Linked DNA regions of Mus musculus: all the other regions are linked to region 1. Evidence: chromatin loops called from intact Hi-C (ENCODE). Cell type or tissue: left cerebral cortex. All regions are shown on one strand.

What was found. Peaks named below come from ENCODE experiments on the same cell type or tissue, not always from the same donor. Only the 100,000 strongest peaks of a DNase experiment are listed, where the experiment ranks them.
Region 2: a loop joins it to region 1, with 2.7 times the contacts of the local background. A loop is called at or near these places in 8 of 42 quality-filtered maps.
Region 3: it touches region 1 in a loop (8-fold over the local background); 35 of 42 quality-filtered maps call a loop at or near these places.

The regions. Positions count from the first base shown.
Region 1 is chr11:59,875,821-59,883,820 of GRCm38, reverse strand. Nt5m (5',3'-nucleotidase, mitochondrial) reads right to left here. Exons shown (of 5, transcript NM_134029.2): 5 at 7,288-8,000. The coding sequence ends at 7,874. Among named protein-coding and RNA genes, the nearest start is that of Nt5m, 32 kb to the right of the region's middle. In left cerebral cortex, a CTCF peak has its summit at 3,716 (motif pointing left); a DNase peak (open chromatin) is centred at 3,679.
Region 2 is chr11:59,944,311-59,952,310 of GRCm38, reverse strand. Med9 (mediator complex subunit 9) reads right to left here and starts at 4,097. Exons shown (of 2, transcript NM_138675.3): 1 at 3,833-4,097. The coding sequence starts at 4,044. Med9os (mediator complex subunit 9, opposite strand) reads left to right here and starts at 4,164. Exons shown (of 2, transcript NR_045273.1): 1 at 4,164-4,487; 2 at 5,215-5,419. In left cerebral cortex, a CTCF peak has its summit at 4,078; a DNase peak (open chromatin) is centred at 4,142; H3K4me3 peaks cover 1,651 bases; H3K27ac peaks cover 1,307 bases.
Region 3 is chr11:60,024,209-60,032,208 of GRCm38, reverse strand. It overlaps Pemt (phosphatidylethanolamine N-methyltransferase), which reads left to right. Exons shown (of 7, transcript NM_008819.3): 2 at 389-496. The coding sequence starts at 404. Gm38498 (a long non-coding RNA gene) reads left to right here and starts at 5,255. Exons shown (of 3, transcript XR_879899.1): 1 at 5,255-5,920. In left cerebral cortex, a CTCF peak has its summit at 4,710 (motif pointing right); DNase peaks (open chromatin) are centred at 1,539, 3,639 and 4,719; H3K27ac peaks cover 57 bases.

The DNA.
Region 1 (8,000 bases):
CCTTCTTGTTAGAGTTTATAACTTTAAGAGTTGGTAACTCTTTCAAAAAGGAACCTTATCAGGAACTGAAGAGATGGCTTAGGGGTTAAGAGCACAAACTGGTTGCTCCTCCAGAGGACCTGGATTCAGATTCTTAGCATCCACAAGGCAGCTAACAAGCATGTATGAATCTAGTCCCAGGGAATCTAATGCCCCCTTCTAGCCTCTGTGGACACCAGGCACACATGTGGTACACAGACATACATGCAGACAAAACACTCACATGTAAAAATTTAAAAATGGAAAAAAAGGAACTGACAAGGTCACATAGTTCCACTCTCATGTTTTTCTACATTCATTTTTCTTGTATTACTTGTGTGTGTGTGTGTGTGTGTGTGTGTGTGTGTGTGTAGGTATGTTCAAGTGGGTACAGGCACCCACAAAGGCTGGAAGATTGGGATGCTCCTGGAGCTGGGGTTACAGGAAGTTGTAAGCCACCTGACACGATGCTGAGAGTCGAACCCAGGTCCTCTGGAAGAGCAGTTCAAGTTCTTCAAAGCTGAGCCATCTTACTGGGTTGTGGTGTTGCTCACCTTTAGACACATTCTGGAGGCAGAGGCAGGTAGATTTCTGTGAGTTCCAGGCTAGCCTGGTCTATAGAGCGAGTTCTAGGACAGCTAAGGCTACACAGAGAAACCCTGTCTTAGAAAACAAACAAAATGCCGAACCATCTCTCCATCCCTCAGGGGGATTTTCCCTATATTTGGCTATATTCAGAGGTTGAGTCTGAAATTATTTTCCTTCGGATTCTGAAGATATGTATCTCATTTTCTTTTTTCTTTCTTTTTTTGGGGGGTGGTGGTGGTGGTCTAGAAAGGCTTAGAATTATTTTGTCCTCAGATTGTAAATGTTCAACATATCTGTCCAGTATAAAATCTCTATTCATACATCAACCCTGGCTCAGGGTACTGGGGCACCGTGAGGGTCAGCTCTGTGCTCTTTGGGGCGTGTTCTTGTGAAGTAAGAAAGACACTTCCCTGTCTCCTCCTCTTCCCACCGCCTCCTTGTGTGTAGTTTAGAAGTCTTCAGCTCAGGCCCCTGACTGCTCATCTCTTCAGAAGTATTTATGCTTCGGCTCAGCCCATTTCCCGAGGCCTTTAGTCATGATTCAGGTTCTAACTGTCCCAGTCTCCACTGTGAGTCTTGAACCACCCAGGACTCTGTTCTGTGCACAGACGGCATTATTACACCTGTTCTGAATTCTGACTCTGGTCGAATGAACTCCTGGTCCTTGTGTCCACTTCTCTTGCTTTGGAGCCAGCTGCCTGTCATCCACTGTGGTTGATAGCCAAGACCAAGCCATTTTTAAAAACCCTCCCCCACCTCGGTTAAATTGTGGTAATTTATTTCCTTTAACTACCATAATTAGTACTCCAAAACTAAAGTAACTTGCCTGCGTGATTCCCATCCCCACCCCTGCAGAGCAGACAATGGCCAGAAGAGATGGGAATCTATTTTAAAATAGAACATTAGTAATTCTCTGAGATTCCATGCAATGTATTTTGATCACATTCGCCCTCCCCCTGAGGCACTTATCAATCATCTACCGTTCTTTACCTCACCAGTCACCCCAGCACTGGCCTATTGCAGGCCAGAAAAGTCTACAACCTTCTTCCCCACTCGCTTCAGCCCTGTAAATGCATGGCAGGCTCTGAGGCTTACAGGCATCCCCCCCCTCTACAGAGAGGTCCCGAAGAAAAGCCTCCTGCTATCTTAAGTCCCTTGCTTGGTTTGAATGTGTTTTGCTGAAATGTGCTTGCTGCTGGCAACATCCCTAGCAGGAGGAAAAGGAGGGTCTAGAGAATTTAAACCTGCTAGGAAAGCAGGGACAGGACCCTGTATGAGGGGCGGTTTCCTGCTCCTGGGAGCTTTCCCACTCCAGGACCTTAAATGGGTGACAGATTACTACATACTGCAGGAAGAAAAGTGCATGGATGTCGGGGCAGGGTAGGGGGAGAGTCCACCCACGGGAGGATTTCCATGTGGGACCAAAGGGCAGGGGTGAGTCCTGCAAGGGAAGGGCCTCTCACTCCCCAGTGGCATGGTTTGTCTCCTCTCAGGAACTGGGGCTACTCTGCTCTCCTTTCTCCTTCCTGTATCTGTGGTCCCTCCCTTGGCCTTGGCCTTGGCTCCTACTTCTCTGCTCCCACTGGCGACCTGCACCTTCCCTCACCGTAAGCTGCTTGCAGGTCCCTCAGTTCCTTTCTTGGCACCTGCCGCTGTTGCTCCATTTCTGTTTTGGTTCTTCCCTTCCTGGGATGTCTAATCCCTTTTTCCCATAGGATGAACTCAGTGGTGCCTAGATGACCACATCTCACTCCCAGAATCCATGCATGAAGGCAGGCATGTACGCATGTACTCGCATGCACGCACGCACGCACGCACGCACGCACACAGCATGAATTACTCAGGCTTAAGTGTACTTATGGTTTTATGGTTCACACCACAGTGTCATTTTGCCCCTGCTGTCTCCATTTGCAGACCAGCAAGCATCCCACCAACAATACCTCAGACTCTGCTTAAACTGTCATTGTCCCTGGATGTCACTGCCTGCTTCACCCACACCTTCTTCCTACCCCCACAAAACAGACCTTGTGCTGGGTGTTGTGTTCAGAGCAGGTGGATCTCTGAGGTCAAGCCCAGCCTGGTCTACAGAGTGAATCCCAGGACATCAGGGTTACATAGTGAAAGCTTGTTTGAAAAACAAAAACAACAAACAGCAGAAAAAATTAAACAGACACAGCACACTTGTGTTCTCTGCTCGGCTGTGTGTGTGCTTGGTGGTGGGAAAGTGCAGCTTAGTCTGTCAGTGTGGGTCTTAGCTTTTATTGTAAAATCACCACCCCCTGCAAGACCATGTGTTGAAGGTAATATGGGGGGGCCTGTAGGGCATGGGGCCTAGGGGAAGGAAGTTAGGTCATTGGGAGGGATACTCAAAGGGACCCTCATCCCTCCTCTACACTTGTCGTTTCACACCTCAGGCACAGAGTGAACACTGGCTCCACTGAGTGACCCCACCATAATACTCTTCTTCATCCCAGGCTCAACAGCAAAAGGACCAACAGACTGTGGGCTGAAAGCTTTGGTCTTAGTCCCTAATAAACCAAAAATAAACCTTTCCTCTTTTTATCTTAACCTTGCTTCATAGTCACTTGGGGAAATTTATGATATCGCAGCACACAGCATAGGCTCAGGAAGCATTGGGGTCTTCTGTCCTCTTCCCTAGACTCTCTTCTCCTTGCATAAGAGTCCTGTGGAGTTAGGACTCCGGAGTCCTGTGGAGTTAGGACTGTAAGTTGTCATAAGGCTGGGACTTGGGAGGATGATCGCTGGCAGGGCAGGGCAGGGCCTGGGTCAGTGGGGTCGGAAAGCAGAGGCTCCAGGCTGGAGATGGGGCCTGTGTAGGGAAGAACTGCACTGGCTGAGCCTGGAGACTCACACATCCAATAATGCCAGGCCCTTCTCAGTGGGGGGAGCAGCTGATGTGAGTCATATCCCAGTGCTCAGACAACAGTGCCTGAGGTTCCAAGACCCAGCCCAGAAGGTGCCTAGGTCAGAGAGAAATGCTGGTGGCTGGGAACAACAGGCTGAGACTTCCCAGGGATGACTGCAGGCTTCAGGGAGGCACAAAGGGCTCCAAGGTTCTGGAGCCAGTCCTCTGGCGCCATCAAGTGGCCATCTTTACAAACTGTAGTTCCTCTGTCAGATTTGTTTCACTCAGTGGTTCTCAACCTTCCTAATGCTGCAACACTTTATTTAATACAGTTCCTTATGCTCTGGTGACCCCTCCCCACACCATACAATTATTTTGTTGCTACTTCATAACTGTAATTTTGATGTTATGAATCATAGTGTAAATATCTGATATGTCACCTGAAGTCACGACCCACAGGTTGAGAACCTCTAGAATTTGCCCAGTAGTGGAACTAATTAATAGATTCTTGGAGTTTGCATTAAGTCCACAAGTCCTCTGTGCAGGCAGGCGTTCATTAAGTGGCAAGTAGCTTGGTTGTTACTGACCTTCTGTGAAACCTAGTCTGTACATTCAAGCCAGCTGTAGCAGATCTAATCAAGGAGTTTTCAAACCGCAGAGACACTCACTGGGGAGGCTGTTCATATGTGGCTTCCATGTATTTTTATCCTGTAGAGTCGTTTTTAAAAGAAGGCACAACATTGGGCACAGAGAGAGAGAGTGGGTGCTTCCACTTCCCCTGCCAGTCCTCAGCCATGGGTGCTTGATAGCTACTTGTCTGATGAGCGACACTCAGGAATCTAACTGGCAGTTCTTCCTCGACTGCACCGACGAGGTAATGCCAGCCCTTGTGCTCCCTGGGTACAGAATCCCAGCAGATAAACGCAGCCACTGATGCCTGTGTTTTGGGGACAGCTTTCAGACTCCTGGGGCACCTCCAGAAGGATCCAGTGCGTAAAACTCTCACCATGTCTCTGCAAGGACAGACAAGAAGTTGGGGCCTTCTCATACCCAGTGGAGCCTCCCAGACAGGGAGCACCATTTGTTGGAAGGGTAGCAGAGCTTTGGGCTCTGAAGGAGCTTGCCTAAGAGTGTCCCTAACTGGTGAGGAGGGCCTCCTGGTCCTCCTGGATCACCACAGGATTGGTCAAATGCTGCTCTCAGCAACCCTAGTATAAATAGGAGGACTAGTGAAGACTGGATGCCAGGCTACTCCATGAAGGGCCCCAGAGACCACAAACTCCCTGAGCAGGAGGTAGGAGGGAGAAACCCAGAGAGCGCTGCAAACCTCAGCAGATATGGTGGCTAGTTTTATGTCACCTTGACACGCTAGAGTTAAGTAAAAGGAGGGAAACTCAATCCAGAAAATATCCACCTAAGATCTATCTGTAGGGCATTTTCTTAGTTAATGATCAGTGGGGGAGGGCAGCCCTTTGTGGGTGGTGCAATCTCTGGAATGGTGGTGGTCCTGGGTTCTGTAAGAAGGATGAGTGAGCTACAGGGAGCAAGCTATCCCTCCATGGCCTCTGTGTCAGCTCCTGCCTCCAGGTTCCTGCTCCGTTGTGTTCCTTCTGACTTCCTTCAGTGGTGGACTACGGATGTTGACGTGTGAGACAAATACACCCTTTCTTCTGCAACTTGCTTCAGTCACTGTTTCATCACAGTGATAGAAACCTGAAGACAAGTTAGTGCCAGGGGAATAGGGTGTGATGGCTTGTCAAGTTCCAGAGGGAAGCAAAGACTCCACGGGCCTTCTGTGTGCAGAATCTGTGGTGTCTGGTCGGCTGGGCTGAAGAATCGGCTGTGATTGACAAGAGACCAGACACGCTGAAGTGAAACCTTTGCTTGGCTGGGACAATGGATGCTGCTCAGCTGGAGATAAATTAGCCGTGACTAAGAAGAGACCAGCGTCACTGAGGTGGAATCTCCTGGGAAGTGTTTCCTGAGTCAGCACACAAGCTGTTCCAGAGGTGGCCCTGGTTGTACCTCATGTTAGCACCTGAACTTGGTCATGGGTAAGAGTCTGCCAAGAGCTACTGGTTTTGGAGGTGTGAAGGGGTCATGGAGAGCAACTGAAGCCTGGCACTTGAGAGGCCACTAGTGAAGGCACAGCTGGAGTAGCAGTGGAAGCTCCTGGTTTGAAAGGTCATGGGCAAAGTTGAGGCTTGGCACCATGAAGAGAGCCCGGAAGAGGCTACTGGTAAAAGCGCAGGCCAGTTGCAGCAGGAGACCCCAGCATTCTTGGATGTCAGGACCATGGGTGGACCGCCAAGAACAGCAGCAGCACTGAAGTGGACCCAGTTGGAGCCTATAAGACAAGCTGTGTGTGCTACAGAGGGTGGAGCTGGAAAAGTGACCCAAGCCTTAGAAGGGGTGTAGAAGACTGAGTCGTTGACACTGCATTTTTAAAGCTGGAGTTTTGTTTTGCTTTGTTCGCATTGTGACTATGTCCTGATTCTTCCCTCTTAAAAAATATACATATTCAACTTAAATTTCATTTTATGGGATTCCATAGTTGAGACTTTAGATTTAAAACAGACTTTGAATTTTTAAAAGTGTTTGAACTGGTAAGACTGCAGGGCTTTTAAGCTTGAAGATATTTTATACTGCAATGTCCATATTAATGTGTAACCTTGGGGATGAACAAGAAAGGACAGGTTGTAGCTTAACAGTGATCTGTGCATCAGGAGAGTAAAGGCTCTCTGGAGTAGGCACGGGTCAGGGCATTCCCAGATGCTGCCCTTCTTGTGCCAGAGTTCCACAATCAAGTGACAGAACTGCCATGTGTTTGCAGTAAGACACTGGCAGAGCACCTGACCAGTCCAAGGGACAAAAATGGGGCAGGACTATGGAAAGCCACATATGGTGAAATCCAGAGGAGCCCAGGGCAGGCAGTGGCTCCTGGGCCATCCTTCTCTGGTCTGGTTGGAGACCTCCCTACCTAGCCTGGGTGATGGAGCTGGGTGCTTAAGAGTAAAGGGTGGGAAATGGAATCCCTGGCCAGCTCTAAAGCCAGGGCTCTCTTCTTGTCCTTCTCTCTCCTTAAGCCAGTCCCCAGGAAGTCCGAAGATCCTCTGCCGTAGGTACCAAAAGGCAGCGTGAAGGCTCAGCGTGAACACCCAGAAACAAATTGGGTGCTGGCTTTCAATGTTTTTAGACAGGGTTTTGCAATGTAACTGGTCTAGACTGACTACATAGCTCAGGCTGGTCTTGAGCTCACAGTAATACTCCTGCATCAACCTAAATGCTGGGAAACAGGTGTGCGTCACTGTGCCCATCTCAAGCCAGGGTTTTGAGAATGCAACTGACCTTCAAGGGCACTGTTTTTCAAATTATTAAGAGGACAGTTGTGAGGTGGCTGGTCTGGTGATACCACCCAGAAGTTCCGCTCACAGGGAACAAATGCTACAGTTGTAACAGCAATTTCTAGGTCTTTTGGAAACTTGGCCTTGGGAGAAGAGTAGGGACGAGGCCCTGTGCCTACCTGCAGGGTGAGGAGAGAATGCAGTGTTAGAGAAGGTGCTAGCAGGCAGCAGTGCCTCCCTCAGATGAATGGGACCAAAAGAAACCACCAGGCTGCCAGCAATGCCACCATCCAGGCCATCTTGCCTTTGCCCCCATATGGTACCATGCGAGGTACATGAGGTACACATGGGTGAGCTATGCCCACCTCTGTCCTGTTCATCAGTGTGTGGGACTCCCGTATGCTTATATCACAAGCAGATGGCACACTAGAGGATCCTGGGGCAGGTTCTAGAGAAGGCCACAGCACAGGCTATGTGTGAGTAGCATTTATTTTTCATATTGGCAACAAATATTCACACCTGCTGACTCCTTTCTGGGCTGTTAATGGGATCTAAGAACACCAGAGCAAGAGACCGTAGGGAGGGTCTCGGTGGCCTCCAAAAGAGCCTGGTGGCCATGGAAATCCAGAAAGACTAAGTATGTAAGCTGGACAAGATTCTACAGTAGAGGTACCTACATGCCTGCCAGGGGAACCGTTGTCATCTGTCTGTCCCTGGCACCCCTCGTCTTGCAGATCCTGGATCAGGGTACTTCCATGTCTCAGAGAACCCCTATTGCACACAGTGAGAGGCAGTGGCATGGGGCATCTGCCTGAGGTCAGACCAACTTATCTGAGAACACGCATCTTTCTTCTAGCCCCGTCCCAACTATCAGGTTAAGGCCTTGCTGGGCTAGGGGAAGAAGGGAAGTGTGTCAGACGTTGTTTTGACCAAAGTGTTCACTGGGATCCTCCAGGAAGTACCAGGGAACTGCAGCATAACCCTCAGTGGGCTGCCTGCTGTCCAGTTGTGAGCTGTGAGCCCCATGCTGAACCACGAGAGAGCCATAGTACAGTCCTCAGCGGAGCCGCTTGCTGTCCAAGATGGCCTTCCAGTCGTCTGCCCATGAGTGCAGCCTGCGGCGAGGGGGCTGCAGCTGCAGGTGGTAGTTGTGGCAGGAGGTAAAGAGGATGTGCTCCCAGCTG
Region 2 (8,000 bases), 68 kb before region 1:
TACATGCCTAGTGGCCAGCACTGTCAGTCACATCCTTGCAAGTGGACATTAAAGGTGCCGAGTAGTAGTAGTAGTAGTATCTTAACTCTTGTAAGATAATGGACCTGGCTTTTCTTGGAGAAAGAAGTCTTTTCTCCCCAGGGACTTTTTCTTTCCCAGTGTCTTTTCTCTTCTGCTAGTCAGACACTTAAGGGAAGGCACCTTATTCTCTCTGCCAGGCTAGCAGCCACAGAGCGAGGAGTGGCCAAGGAGGTCATAACCCCTGTTTTAAGTTTGTTTCCCTTCCCAGTATGATACATGTCCCACGTTGACTCTGGCTCGTCCTTCTAAAGCAGTAGTTCTCAACCTGTGGGTCAGGACCGACCCTCTTGGGGGCTTATCACATATTTACATTATGACTCATAACAGTTGCAAAACTACAGTTATGAAGTACCACCAAAATAATTTTACATTTGGGAGGTCACCACATGAGGGTTGCACCATTAGGAAGGGTGAGAATGCTGGGCAGTGGTGGCACATGCCTTAAATACTAGCACTTGGGAGGCAGAGACAGATAAATTTCTGCCAGCCCAGTCTACAGAGTGAGTTCCAGGACAGCCAGAGAAACCCTGTCTTGAAAAACCAAAAATAAAAAATAAAAAAGGAAGGGTGAGAACCACGGCTCTAAAGGATCAATTCTGGGCAGAGCAATATTTCACTGTTTGCCGAGGTGGAAGAGGGTGGGCATGTCCTTTGACTTTTCCCTGATCTTAGCCCACCTTCTTTCATATTGCTTGCAGAGGTTTCTATAAGGCTCTGGGGTGTGAAGACCAGGGCCAAGGCTGATGCTTCAGGGTCAGTAGGTAAGGTAGCTCTGGCCAGCTATTTTCTGGCAATCATTGCTCGTCCTTCCAGTTCTTACATGCTAAATAAAAAAATTCCTTGTGGGTCCTTTAGACAAGCCCATGTGATCACCCTGCCATCTTTCACAGGTCTGCACTTTAGAGTATCTCCCAGTTCTATGAGAAGTGAGCTACCGGCCCAAGCCTACCTAGTCATAAGTCACAGAGCTGAGGTTTGAACCTAATGTTCCTAGCTGGCTGGAAGTAGATATGTAGACCAGGTTAGCCTTAAACTCAAGAGATTTGCCTCAGTGGCCTGAGTGTTGGGGCCTAAAGGTGTGCACCACCACTGAGATCAAACTACTACTGATGTATCGAGACAGAAAATTACCACCTGGGAAAACTATTTACAAAGATGATAAAGCAAGCTTCAGCAGAGAGTTGACCTCAGACCCTCTGACTTCACATCGTGTTCCTGTCACTGAGGCTGGCCCAACCCAACTGCTCTTCCGGGTCAGGAGGATCCTTCCTGAGGTATAGGTGAATGTGTATACATCTGTGTTCTGATTTCCCATGTTTTTAATGTTTGCAAGTTACTCTGAATAAACCAGTACTCCAGCACTGCCCTGAGATGGTTTTTATTTTCCTCACTTCCATCTCATAATGTATTTGCCAACAGCTAACACAGAGGGGACAGTCTGCCTTACCCTGCATACGGGAGGTTCACGTTGTCTGAAGCCAAGAGAGGAGTGAACGTGAGAACCAAGGTTTTGCAGTCATTTGAAAAGCGGCAGATGAGCGCTGTGCTATCCCACTTTTATGTCAACTTAACACAGAGTCAGCAGAGAGGAAGGAAACTCAGTTGGAAAAATGCTCCCACAGAAGCATGCTGTAGGCGAGCCTGAAGAGCATCCTAACTAGTGATTACAGTGAGGAGGCCCCACCCACTGTGGGGAGTCACCCTGGGCTGGTGGTCTTACTAGAGTAAGAAAGCACGCTGAAGTTGGGCAGTGGTGGCTCATGACATTAATCCCAGTACGTAGGGGTGTAGACGCAAGCAGATTTCTGAATTTGAGGCCAACCTGGCTTAAAAATAGTTCCAGAACAGCCAGGAATACAAGGAGAAACAAACACAATAAAAAAGGAAGAGAGAGCGCACTGAGCAAGAAAGCACTCCTCCATGGCCTCTACATCAGCCTCTGCCTGCAGGTTGCTGCCGACTTCCTCCAGTGAGGAAAAGTGATACAGAAGTGTAAGTCAGATAAACCCTTTCCTCCACAGTTTGCTTTTGGTCAGTGTTTCAGCACAGCAGTAGCAGTCCTAAGACAAACACCAAACCACCAGAGCAAGAAACCCAGACTGCCTCAGCTCCAGCAAGAGGGCTTGCCAATGTTCCTAAATGTGACCGGAACTGTAATCTTGTCTTAATTTACTTTTAGTATCTAATGGTTTAGAAGAAATTCAGAGGTTTGCACCTAGTGTCCTGTGGCTATACAGGTATGTGCTAAATAACCTGATTAATGCCAGATCATATATTCAGTAACTGTCTAATGCTTATAATGTAACCAAAACCTTCCTTTGCCTAATGACAAAGTAGTTGTGGTAATGTTGCAGCAGAATGCGCCACTCACAAGAGTGTGAAAAAAAAAAAAGTATACTGCCTGATGGATAAAAAGTATTACCTATACAATTACAGGTAGTTCTTAATGCTTGATAATGATAATAAATAATGATGTCACTAGTTTATGGATGTATTATACTGTAGCGCTTCGCCTTGTTGCCTAGAGACAGGGTCTCATATTAAATAGGAAGTTAACAGTGTCAGCCAGGCAGCCTGGCCAGAGCTCTTGAGATCTGTCTGTAGCGCTGGGACGCTGGGGCTCCAGGCACGAGCAGCCATGACTGGCTTTTTATGTGGACGCTGAGGATTGGAACTCAGATCCTTGTGCCGTTTGTACCGCGAGTGCTCTTACCCACCAACCTGTCCAACTCCCAGTGTTGCTAAGAATCCTGACTGCACAAAGAGGCACCAGGCAGTAACTGTTCCGCGTCACCTAAGTTTATCAAAGCACACTTGAGAATGCTTGCACCAAAAAGTGTACCTCTTGGAAATGACCCAAGCGTATATGGAGTGAGCAAAAACATAGGCCATCATGGAGACTGGAGACTTTGGGCCTAAAAGACCATACATCCTTGTATATTCTATTAGAATTATTAGAATAAAGTTAATAGTGGGACACAATCATTCAGAGCAACTTCTGTGTCTTCGTTTCAAATGTTTCCTAGCATCACTTCTCCCCTCTCCACTTGTTTGTTTGGAGACAGGGTTTCTCTGGATAGCCCTGGCTGTCCTGGAACTCACTCTGTAAACCAGGCTGGCCTCGAACTCAGAAATCCGCCTGCCTCTGCCTCCCAAGTGCTGGGATTAAAGGTGTGCGCCATCTCTCCACTTTTAAGAATGTTTGTTTGTTTTTCTTTGCTTGTAACCGTTAAGCCCTGTAAGGGTAAATGGCTGCTCCTTTCTTTACGGTGTACAACCCTAGTACCTAACAGAGCCCACACAGGTAAGATGCCTCGCATTGAAATGGGTACTAAACTGTGTACACGGTGAGAATCTCGAGTCTGAACGTCTGAGGTCCACCAAAATTCGAACACTTTTCGGGGCTCATATAATGCCACAAGTGAGAAATTCCGCTCTGGGCTTCATGCGAACAGTCAAAACGCAGGCGAATTAAAACAACTGTATAAAATTGCCTTCGGGCTATGTGTAAGGACTTAAGACCCATCCCCAAGTCACTGCAGGATCTGGGATGGGACACTGCAGAACCTATCTATGCATTTGATCAGTACGTGGGCTTCACCCGGGAGTAAAGTGTAACTCTTAAGGCGCCTGACAACGTGGGCCCTCTGGGAAAATGGGGCGTGGTCCAGAGCCCACGGGCTTTGGCAGCTCGGAACCAGGGACACTAGAGTCGCAAAAAGTGGTGTCTTAACCTTTCCTAGACCCTTACCATTTGATGACATTGTGAACCAACGGCAAAAAGGAGTAATTCTCCTCCTTCGCGCCAGCGGGGGACTGAGGCCGCGGAGCCGCCGGCGGCGGGAGCGCAGCGACCGGCAGAGGCTGAGGCGGTGGTGGCGGCTTGGACTCCGGCAGCAGCTCGGGCGGTGGCTGTAGCGTATCTTCGGCCTGTCTCCCACCCGCCACCCCAGAGGAAGCCATAGCACCAGGAGTCCAGCAGCTGCCGAGGGGCGCTGGGTGCTTGCGTCACAACTGCGCGCCCGGGGAGGCCGGGCGGGAAAAAACTCTGAGTCTGCGCCCTGGGCGTAGGCGGGCGGGCGTTGCTAGGCGACGGGTGTCGGGAAAGCTAAATTGAGTAGTCAGGATTAGGGAATCTACTCCAGTCATCTTTCTAGTTCACATGACAGAGAGAGGTCAAAACACCAACGAGGACCCCCGGGACTGGCAGGAAGAACGGATGACGCTGGTGAGCACCGTGTGAAACTGAGGCTCTGCGGCAGCGAGCATCCAGATGACAAGGACTTACACGTCTTTGTGTCATGCTAGCCTCCAGGAGGGCCCCAGACTGGCGACAGCAAAACAGGCCATACAAACTAGTTCCACACGGCTGCCAAGGGGAAAACTAATCGTTCTTCAAGCATTTGGTATGCATCTAGCAGGTGCCAGACTACATACGTATATAAGACTAAGATCTTGGACCAAATAGGAGAACTTTACGATAGGCTTGTATTTATTCATTTCAAGCAAATGGGCTCCATTAAAAATTTTCTGGACAAGGGTAGCAGTAATTCTGATTCTGACTAACAAAAATCAGGGATTAGGGAAGCTGTCAACTGGGAGAGGACATCTGTCTTTGATGACAGGAACCATGTCAGTAAAGAGAGGCCAGGAGCCCACATCTCAGAAACAAAAAGAAGCAGGAACGTGGAACTTCACAATGGTGTTTTCAGGTTTTTTAGCTACAGGTCTCAGAATTGTTTTCTTCAGAGCTGCAGATAGTTCTCTAAACAGAGGCACTGTCAGGAAAAGAATAATCTCAGTGTTGCTCAAAAGAAGACAGAAACAAAGTGAAACAAGGTGATTTATTTATTTCTTGAAAATGAGTGCACCAGAACTCAAGATAAGATAGCAGAAACACTCAACAAAATGGCCACTTTCTTCCATCTCAGGCTTAGGTGCATTTCATCCCATTAGTGGGAACACAACTTCTCAATATGACTCAATGGGCTAATCACCCAAAGGGAAAGGTGGGTGGGGGGAGTGGAGTTAGGGAATACAGGCCCCTGTGGAACTAAGTGTCTGATTAGAAGAACATTTCTCACTGCAGGAAACTGTAGGATTTCCTTCTAACCCAGGACCTCTCCACCTTAGGGGAAGGGCCATGATTCCTGAGGAAGAAGGGAGAAGAGAATGGTCTAAGATGGAACCAGGTGTGCCAGAAAAGACTTGAAGACACCTCTGGAGACATCTGGGAGAATGCATGGTAAAACGGCAGTGTTAGCAAACAGTAGCTATCACTACTACTGTGGAATGAAAGTGACGAGAAACCATTAAAACCCTCATTTAATCCACCGAGAAACTCTGGAAGGTATATCTTAGTTTTCCATTTTATAGAAAAAGAAACAAAAGTTTACAGGGCTATAATAGCAGCCCCAGGATCACAAAGCCACAGAGCTTCCTTGACACCAAGTCTATGTCTAAAATCTACAGGTATGTGATGCCAGGCTCCTCCCTGATCTGTAACTTTTGATTCAAAATGTTAATGTGAGCTTTTATTCAGAATTCAAAAAGCATCTAGTAGCCATTGATACTATCCTCATAGCAACCAAACATCATCTTTCCCCCCTTAATGTGTTTTATAACTTAATTACAAGTCCCAAATCTATCTTTGGCAGAATGAGGGCATCTCTTTAAAAAGCTCTTGAGATATAAATAGATATGGCTAAACAAAACAAATTGATAACGTAGGAAGCATGAATAAGTATGGTGCATTGACAGTTTGCCCTAAAAATAGTTAATATAATTAGTGACAAAGAATAGAGCTGACTTCACATCACGGCAAACAGCTTTCAGAAAACTGCTCCCTGTTCTGGCTTCCTTAAAGCTGATTATTGCAAATACGTGTGTGTGTGTGTGTACAGCCATTCTGATCTAAGTCAGAAAAGGAGGGTGCTACTGAGGTATAGGCAGAGTCAGAGTCTCCATCCAGTTAAGCTGCCACTATAGTGTCTTGGGCAGGTTTCCATGGCTTCACAGGGTACCCTGTCCCATCAGGCCTGTGGATGAGAGGTCAGGCTCGAGGTAGTCTGCCTGCCTTCAAGCCAGGCTTCACCTCCTGGGAATGATATGACTTTAAACCATTGTGTAACTTTACTCTCTGACTACCTCCATAGCAAAAGAGGAACGCTGAGCAGGTGTTTTTGGTTTGGTTTGGTTTGGTTTTTTTGTTTGTTTGTTTTTTACAATTTTCTATAGTGGGAATGTGCCCCCAAAGTTCGTATTTAAGAAACAACTCCAGGGTCAAGAGGGTGGCCCCTTTATGAGTTGAGTAACATGAATGGATTCATGTTCCTTTAGGAATGAATTCCTATGAAGAGAACAGGTTTGCTATAAAAGCAAGGTCTCCCTCCTCTTGCTCTCAAGTTATACAGCATCTGCTGTCATATTACGACAGAAACATAAGCCCCTTGCCAAACATGGCCCCTTGATCATGACCTTCTCAGATCAGCAACTGTGTATGTAAATAATCTCTGTTCATTATCAATCATCCAGTCTGTGATCTCCTTATAGAATACAAACATACTAAGAAGCCTATAAAATACCTGGGACCATGATATGTGTGAGATAATATAAAAGATATTTTTACTTGGATGTGGAAAACCCAGGCTGACAGCAGATTGAAATGTGCTCTGGGTTCCGCAGTTAAGAACACTGGCTGCTTTTCCAGATGATGTTGGTTTGAGTCCAGCACCCATGTAGGCAGCTCACAACTGTGCGTAACTCTAGTCTGAGAGATATGATGCCCTCTTCTGGCATCCATGGTCACCAGGCATACAAATGATGCAGAGACACAAAGCAGGCAAAACGCCCACACACCATACATAAAATAAATCTCAAGTAAAATATAAAAAGAAAACGGCCAAAGCTCCTAAAACATCATCTTAATTATTATTCACCTAGGATTTCATCTTAAAAAGGAAAAATGGAGCTGGGCGTGGTGGCGCACGCCTTTAATCCCAGCACTCGGAAGGCAGAGGCAGGCGGATTTCTGAGTTCGAGGCCAGCCTGGTCTACAAAGTGAGCTCCAGGACAGCCAGAGCTATAAAGAAAAACCCTGTCTCGAAAAACCAAAAAAAAAAAAAAAAAAAAAAAGGAAAAATGGTCTGCATCTGCCCTCTCCTGGAGAATACAACATGCACCGCGGATGTGAGGCATGGCTCCTTTCAGGGCTTGTTTTGTTTTGTTTTGTTTTTCCAGACAGGGTTTCTCTGTGTAGCCCTAGCTGTCCTGGAACTCACTTTATAGACCAGGCTGTCCTCAAACTCAGAAATCTGCCTGCCTCTGCCTCCCAAGTGCTGGGATTAAAGGCCTGCGCCACCATTGCCCAGCTCCTTTCAGGGTTTTGGTAGTCAAGTCAAAACAAAACCAAGTGAAGTTATTGTTTAACCCAGTATAAAACTATTACCAACAAACAAAAATGTTAAAAACCATTAATGAGGTACTCTGAAGGCCATTTTCTTTTTTCCCTTTCTGTTCCTCTCAGTCACCTCTCTTTACCAGAGACTCCACATCCAGACTTCTCCCAGAAACACTCACGTGGGAGCCTATCAGACTCTATTCCTTTTAGACCCCCCAAAATCTCTCTTTATCCATTGTTATCCTTTTTGCTATTTCTAACTCGTGTCCCTGTAAATCACCAAACAGCCTCTGGTAGGATGCAAGCAAGGCAGACCCTTCCAGGAACCAACTGTGTCTGAAGTGGCCCATCGCTGTTCCCAGACCATATCCTCCTGAGGTTTTGCCAAGACATTTTCATACAAATTATTGGTCATCCAATTATTCTGTCTTCCAGCCACCCCAAAGCCTTCATCCCTTCTAATAACCCCCTTTAAAAAATCTTCATTTGTCTTCTTGTCTCTTCTCACTTGTCAGACAAA
Region 3 (8,000 bases), 150 kb before region 1:
CTTCTCTTCCTGTGTATTTTGGCCACCTGAGTTTTCCTCGAGTCTCTTGAGAACCCTCATCCAAGAGGAAATCAATCACACCCAGGGTTAATGTCACTCCTTTCTTGGGATCTTGTCTTCAGAGCCACAGATCTCTGCATACAGTGCCCATGAGCACCTCCGCAACCATTAGCCTAGCACTCTCATGACAGTTGACACGGCTGACTAGTTTTTTAGCCTTTTATCTTCTGTTTTATGAGACTTAAGTGCAGTGACTGTGTCTGGACTTGGATATCCCAAGCTTCCCTTATCTTCCCAGGAGTCTTTGCATCCTGGGGGCTCACAGGTCCTGGCAGCTTCTGGGTGTTGCTAGATAGGCCTCCCGCTGATGGCAGCTCTGTCCTTGCAGGCTGATCTCTTCGTTATGAGCTGGCTGCTGGGTTACATGGACCCCACAGAGCCCAGCTTTGTGGCGGCTGTGATCACCATTGTGTTCAACCCACTCTTCTGGAATGTGGTGAGTACCATTGCGCTCACACCACAATGGCTAGCTGCTGAGGCTGGTGCGGTGGGATCACTGCTACCATAAGCCAGACACACGGACAGTGGGCTAGTGCCTTCCCACCATGCCTGTCACCATCCTCTTCCCTTCTTCCCTCTCAGGGTGGCACTCAGTGAGTGCACACTGAACGAGGGGAGACTCTCACTTTCGTGGAGGCCAAGGGACCGGTGTCAAGGTGACCTAGGGTATTGCATGGGGGAGGCCTCCCACCTGTTGCCGACCTTCTCACTAGGGGGCCTGAGCTGTCTGGGAGCTTATGACACAAGGACTAGTGGAAATGGAGGCCTGAGTGCTCACTGAGGCAGAGCCTGGGGTATCCTGTGATTGCCCGGGAGCTAGTCTGTAGAAGGCTGTGCTTGGTGGCATCAGCACACTGATCCTAGACTACTGTCAGTCCAGCTGTACCAGGGCGGAACACTGTATTCTTTTTCTCTAGTTTATGGCTTAGGCCTTTTTTCCACCTGGTGGGTGAGGGCAGGGATGCTTGGCACAGAGCCACCACCTTCTGAATGTTTTGTCCCTACAGTTCTGAACATACTGGACCTTCTGAGGAGGGGGCTCCTGGCAGGGGTACAGAGGACAGACAAGACCACTGTGACCTCCTTGCTCCTGAGAAACCACGGCCTTGGAGTGTACTGCTAGAGTGTGCCAGTGCTGGCCCTGGTTTCCTGACAGCCTTCTTCTGGCAAAGCTAGACACATGGTGCTCTGTGCCCTTAACCTGTCCTACGCCTAGGAGCCAGCCTGCCAGGCTGCAGGACACTCTAGGGGACAAACACTGATCTCAAGCCATGTGAGAATGTTTCTGATGCTTTAAAGGAGCCAGAGGAAGCTAGTCCAGGGCACTAAAGAAGCTTCTGGCCTGGCCAGGAGACACCTCACTCCTAACTCACTCTCCGTTAGATGTGGTGTGCACAGGGCTCTCCTGCAGGAAGCTGCTGGACTACATAGCTGGATGGAGCCTGTGTTCTCTCTTCCAGGAGGCCTAGGCTGATTAGCATTTGCCAGAGTGTGGCCTGAGCACAGGGAGAGCCGCTGGCCAAGTGCAGTGGGCATTGGGAGTACTTTGTCTGAGTTCCCTTTGTTCATCTCCCACTGACCCTTGAAGCAATATGTTTCTGCCCACTTAATTTTGAAGCTGCGTTTCATCCACAGGAACAGCCCCAACAGCCCAAATAGACGAGAGCCGAGTGTCTGTGCGTTTATCATAAGCGGTTCCTTTTTATTTTTTGTGGTCATACGATTTTGGTTTACCTCGTTTTGAAAAGCATTGTTCCTTGGAAAGACGTCTAGTCATTAGTGGAAGAACGAGTGAGCTCTTCATGCTCGGTTTGGAATGAGAAAAATGGCATCGTGTTACGGTTGGGCCAGCCACAGCGCAGAGGAGATGAGGTGGCATCTGGATGCAGGAGGACAGGAGCCGGAAGCCTAGCTCTGTGCTTGGTGGGGACAGGAAACTGCACAGTGAGCAGGGGTACGCTCAAAGGGTGGCACAGGGTCTTCTGGCTGCAGTCCTGGGCATGGCTCACTGTGCTCAGGCTTCCTGCCTGGCAACTCAGCAAGGTGGCATGGCAAGGCGCTGCCATTCTCATTGGAGGAATCAGGTTGGAGGGGGATTTTAGCACCTTTCTGTTGCTTTAACACAGCAGTTCTTATCACAGCACCTTTGGGGGTGGGGGTGGGGGTTAAACGACCCTTTCACAAAGGTTGCATATCAGATATGCTGTATTATCAGATATTTACATCATGATTCATAACGGTAGCAAAATTACAGTTATGAAGTAGCAACAAAAATAATCTTATGTTTGGGGTCGCCACAACATGGGGATCTGTATTGAAAGGTCACATCATTAGGGAGGTTGAACAGAGTAACTGGTGCGGAGAGCTGTGTAGAAGGGAGATGGATGTTTAGTTCATAATCCCTGGAAGACCCCAGCAATGTGGTGCCAGAATCCTGTCTCCCTAAATAACTTAAGATATAATGGAGAACCAGAAAGGAAAATAGCCACGTGCACAAGAGGCCAAGCGTGTGTGGGCAGTTTTACTCTGTAAGAATCCACCCTCATGGGCTGGAGAGATGGCTCAGTGGTTAACAGCCCTGCATGCTCTTCCAAAGGTCCTGAGTTCAAATCCCAGCAACCACATGGTGGCTCTCAACCATCTGTAATGAGATCTGATGCCCTCTTCTGGTGTGTCTGAAGACAGCTACAGTGTAATCATATAAATAAATAGATATATCTTAAAAAAAAAAAAGAATCTACCCTCCAGCTGGAGGAAATGGCTCAGTGATTAAGAGCACTGACTGCTCTTCCAGAGGTCCTGAGTTCAATTCCCAGCAACCACATAGTGGCTCACAACCATCTGTAATAGAATCCAATGTTCTCTTATGGAGTATCTGAAGACAGCTACAGTGTACTCATATAAATAAAATAAGAATCTACCCTCAAGAGAAATAACAGTTCTCCAGGACCAGTGCCACTCTTCCCAGGGAGACCTGCCTTGATCTAATCTCCTCACACTTGCTCCTCTTAAGGGTTCCAATCCTCCCAACACCATCATGCCGGGAAACAAGCCTTCAGCATGTCCGCCAGCTTTAGTGGACACATTGAAATCATGTTCAAACCATATCAAAGAGATTTGTCCATTATTGTCCAGATACTTAGAGATTGACAGTATCTGTAAGAGCAGGTGGGCCTGACCCTGGCACAGTGGCATCCTGGGAAGAGCAGTGAGTGAGTAAACATACAAACCAACATTTTAGGGACAAAGCAGGTAAGAAGGAAAGACAGGAAGGGTAGTCAGGGAAGGCCTGCCTGAAATGGTGGCTTTTGACCGAAACCCAACACTTGCATAAGAAAGTGCTGGGTTTCTGGGGGAAAGTTGTAGGGGACTGAGCTGATTTTTTTTTTTTTTGAGTGGCATATGAAAGGAGTGGGGAGGCAGCCAGGGTGAGCTGGGAGGCCAGCCCACTTTAGAGGCCCAGATGGCAGCATGAAGCAGAATGGGGCCCTGGCTCCTGCCCAGCAGAGGTCAGCAACACTGTCTCTGGAGGCTAATGCGGTGCCCCAAGTGGTCTGAATGCCTACTCTGTATCTCCTGCACCCCTTGGCCCAGCTTCGAGGAGCACTGGTCCTGTTATCTTAGAGTGCTCCAAAGCACTTGCTTTCCCTTCTTGTCCCCAGCCTGCCATGCACTGTGTCCTAGGTAGCAGCTGCTGCTTGGCTTGCATCTGAGCGGATCAGCCAGGGTCCTCCTCAGTGCTCACACTTGTGTCTGGTGCCCTGGAAGAGCTGCTGTTTTCCTGAGCATGGGCTGGCTCATCACTGGCCTTCTGCGTAGCATCAGTGGACACATTCTGCATGCATCTGACATGAGCTCGCACTCACTCGGGCAAACCTGGGAAGGAAAGCACTTGAGGGTCTATGACAGATCCCGGGAGAGATGGGGTAGATGGCTCTGTGAAGCTCCAGTGGCCATGTTTCGCCTGGTCAGAGCTCTGGAAGGCCAGGGCCCGGATCCCAGCAGTGGCCTTGAGCTCAGACTGTTTATTTGAGGAAATGTCACACAAGCTTTGTTACATTAGCCAGATGGAGCAGATGGCTGACAGCAGCCAGCAGCCAATGGAGGCAGTCTGTTTGGACACCAGGGCAGACTGGGATGGATCACAGAGTCCATCCTGAACCAGTCCATCTCAGGGCCCTGTGTTGGGAGTCAGCAGGACAGGAGTCTTGTCAGGACAGCTGGTGTGAAGAGGGCAGAGCTCCTCACAAGTTCCCTTCTGTGTCCTCTTGTTGCTGTAGATCCAAGCCACCCCTCAGGTCAGAAGCAGCTGCTCTTCCCTAAAGGTTGAGGGACATACCATGCTCTTCTGAGGAAGGTTGGTTGTACCAACTACCCACAGGCAACCTGGGCCCCACAACTACTAAGCCTAGCTGCAGGCAGATACCAGCTGAAGGTACCAACTCGGCTCAGGAGGGTGCCCACTTTAATTGGGACGCTGTCCTGAAGGCCTCCAGGGAGGGACTAGGCAATGGTCACCGTGTCTGGGGAGCTAGTTTGAGAAAGGTGACTGTCCTTACAGAACTTGGGAACAACTTGCTGTGCTGTATGTAGCATGTTTGAGTCCTGGGACTGTGGGCCTGGTGGCACAGGTGCCTTGGAAGGAGTTTAGGGCTTCTGGACAGTAGGTGGCGCTATGGAGGTGAGAATGACAGGAGAGGAAGGGAAGGCAGGGGAGAGGTGACAGTGAGGAGAGGAAGACAGAGTGAGGGAGAGGTGACAGTGAAGGAGAGGAAGACACAGTGAGGGAGAGGTGACAGTGAGGGAGAGGTAACAGTGAGGAAGAGGCAGCAGGAGAGGAAGAAGATGCTATAGTGAGGAAGGAGATGAGTTTAAGAGAGTAGAGGTGACAGTGACATAGGAGACACCGAGAGCAGAGGACGTACCTAGTGTAGGAGGGGGTAACAGGGAGGAGGAGTGTACTGGCGGGTTTGGTGTGAACTTGACACAAGCTAGAGTCATCAAAGAGGAAGGGGCCTCGGTTTTGAAGAACTGTCTCCATGAGATCCAGCTGTAAGGCATTTTCTTTTTTTTTGGGGGGGGGCGGGGTTTCGAGACAGGGTTTCCTCTGTATAGCCCTGGCTGTCCTGGAACTCACTCTGTAGACCAGGCTGGCCTCGAACTCAGAAATCCGCCTGCCTCTGCCTCCCGAGTGCTGGGATTAAAGGCGTGCGCCACCACGCCCGGCTGGCATTTTCTTAATTAGTGATTGGAGGAAGGCTCCAGCCACTGTGCCTGGTGCCATCCCTGGGCTGACAGAAAGCAAGCTGAGCAAGCCAGGGGAAGCAAGCCAATAAGTAACATCCTCATGGCCTCTGCATCAGCTCCTGCCTCCAGGGTCCTGCCCCGCTTGAGTACCTGTCCTGATCTTCAAGGGTGAACAGCGATGTGGAAGGGTCAGCCAAGTAAACCCTTTCCCTCCAAATTGCTTTTTGGTCATGGTGTTTCCTCGAAGAATAGAAACCCTAAGACAAGGAGATGATAAGAGTGGAGGGTTTGACAAGGAAGAGGAGATGCCATTGAGGGAGGAGGTGACAGTGAGGGAGGGGAGCTGACAGGAAGGAGTTACCTAGAACGGGAGTGGATAGCAGGGTGGCAGGGGTGTGTTGCTCCAGTGGCGGCCAGCAAGAGCCCTGGTTCCTTTGCCCTTTGGTGCCCTTCTTTCTTCTGTTACCACACCTTCTGTTTTCTGCTCCCAGCCTGCCAACTGCCACTCGTCTCCGTGAGGGATCCTCTGATGCCAGAGCAGCTTTCCCTCTGCATCCACTGGGGCAGCCTAGGTTTGCAGTCTGGCTCTGGCCTTGCCGACTCCATTGGTCAGGTGAGGTTTGTGCACTGAGGTCTGTCTAGCTGCAGAAACCTCCCTCTTACCCAGGCCTGGCCTGTGGTGAGTTGGCTTGGGATAGTACTGTGCTTTCCTGGAGTGAGCACTTGGCTAGATGGGTAAGCGTGGATACCAGAAGAGAAGCAGGATAGCCAGGGGTGTGCTCATCACACAGCTCCCAGAGGCACTTAGGAGAGAGCACAAGCACCAGGTCAGGCTTGAGGATAAGGCGTCTGTCTGGTCTGTAGAATGGCTGTCTGTCTTGAGGTGGGCTTTTTAGAAGAGGAAGAGCACTGAGGGATGAGGGAACCTTGCAGGGGGATGTGAAGTTAGCGGGTAAGAGGGGTTTGGGTTCCCTGAGGGATGATCCTGCCTCCCGGCCAGCCACCCAAGTTGTTTCCCGGAGGCAAGTCGGTGAGTGAGAGTGTGCATGTGAGTGTGATGGGTAGGGACAGTCAGTGGGCAGTTTGGGATTCTTGCTCCATCTGGCATAGAAATCTGGCACCTGGGACATGACCCACCCACTAGGCCGGGAGCTGGCACTTGGGGGGTCAGGTGTCTTCTCTTGTTTTGTGCTGCAGAGGCTGGCCTGGCTAGTTGCTATAGCTCAAGGCAGTTGAAGGTGTCACACGACAGGAGACCTGGGTTGTGTCACCAGGCTCACACACTAACACCTTTTGATTGATGGCCACCTGATGTACCCCGGCACGCCCAAGTCTCCTTTCCTTTGTCTCAGCTGTACTCATGGCTGTGGCCCTCCAGAACCAATGCCAGCCCAGCTTCACACTGGGCTGCAGGTGATCTTTAACAGTGACACCGCTGCACACTGTCAGTGTTGGCTCAAGTGCAGTGGATGTGTGGTTAGCTGGAAGTAGCCTTAGCCTCCTCACTGAGCCCATCCCTCCAGCACCGGGGTTACTTTAGAACCCAGCATCCCAGCATCGTGGGATGAAATGCCCCAAACAGTGTCTCTCACAGTCTGTGCCAAAGAACAAAAGGAAGGCTGGGCAAACCTGCTGAGGGAGGGTTGTTCTATGCCATGGGTCTAGGTGCTGGTTTCAGTTATCTTAGAATATGCGAGCTGGATGGGGCCCAGGCTGTCTCCCCTCCCTGGTTATTTTGGGATTGGCCATCTTGGTGTATAAGATTAGTCTGGTGCTTCACAGGAAGTGAGGTCTTAGGATTTTACTGTTTCATCTGTATCCCTGGCAGACCAGGCTGATCTACTACAGCACCCTCCCTCCTTCCCTCCCTCCCTCCCTCCCTCCCTCCCTCCCTGTTCCTTCTCTGAGGATTGAACACAGGGGCTTACATGCGCTGGTGTTCCTCCAGTCAGCCATGCCCCTGGCCTCTGCCCTGATCCTGGCTGCTGTAGCACAGTCTGAGAGTAAGTTCTTAACCTTCCTAATGCTGCGACCCTTTAATACAGTTCGTCATGTTGTGGTGACCTCCAACCTTAAAATTTATTTTCGTTGCTGCTTCATCACTGTGATTTTGCTACTGTTATAAATCACTGTGTAAATATCCAATATGTGGTATTCAACCCAAAGGAGTTGTGACCCGCAGCTTGAGAACTACGGGTCTGAGGTTTCATGACCCAGACTTGGCTTTGAGAGGGCACTCTTTCAGGAGCTCGACTTATCACCACGGACAGACAGTTCTCAGTGTGCCCCTGGACCTTTGCATGTTCTGTTCACTCCTCCTAAAGGATTCCCACACATCCTTGCTTGACTACCCTTCGTCTTCTTCAGCCAGACATCCCTGATTCTGGCCCTAAGAAAATATGGCTAAGCATCCTCCGTTAGGTCTAAGAAAATATGGCTAAGCATCCTCCGCTAGGTCTCCCTAAAGCCCACTGTGGAGCTGAGCCCTGGCCATGGGAAGTGCTAATGGTAAATGTGGGATCTGCTTTCTCTCAGGCTGAGTTATCCTGAAAGCCCAGAGAAGGGTGGGAGCCATCCACTGATGCCCAGGGCTAAGCCTAGGATTGAAAAGGATAGCTGGTCCAAGGGTACCCTCCTTCCTCAGAGTCAGTCTGTGGTGGCTTGGGGGAGGGATGGGGCCAGGCGTGATCTCT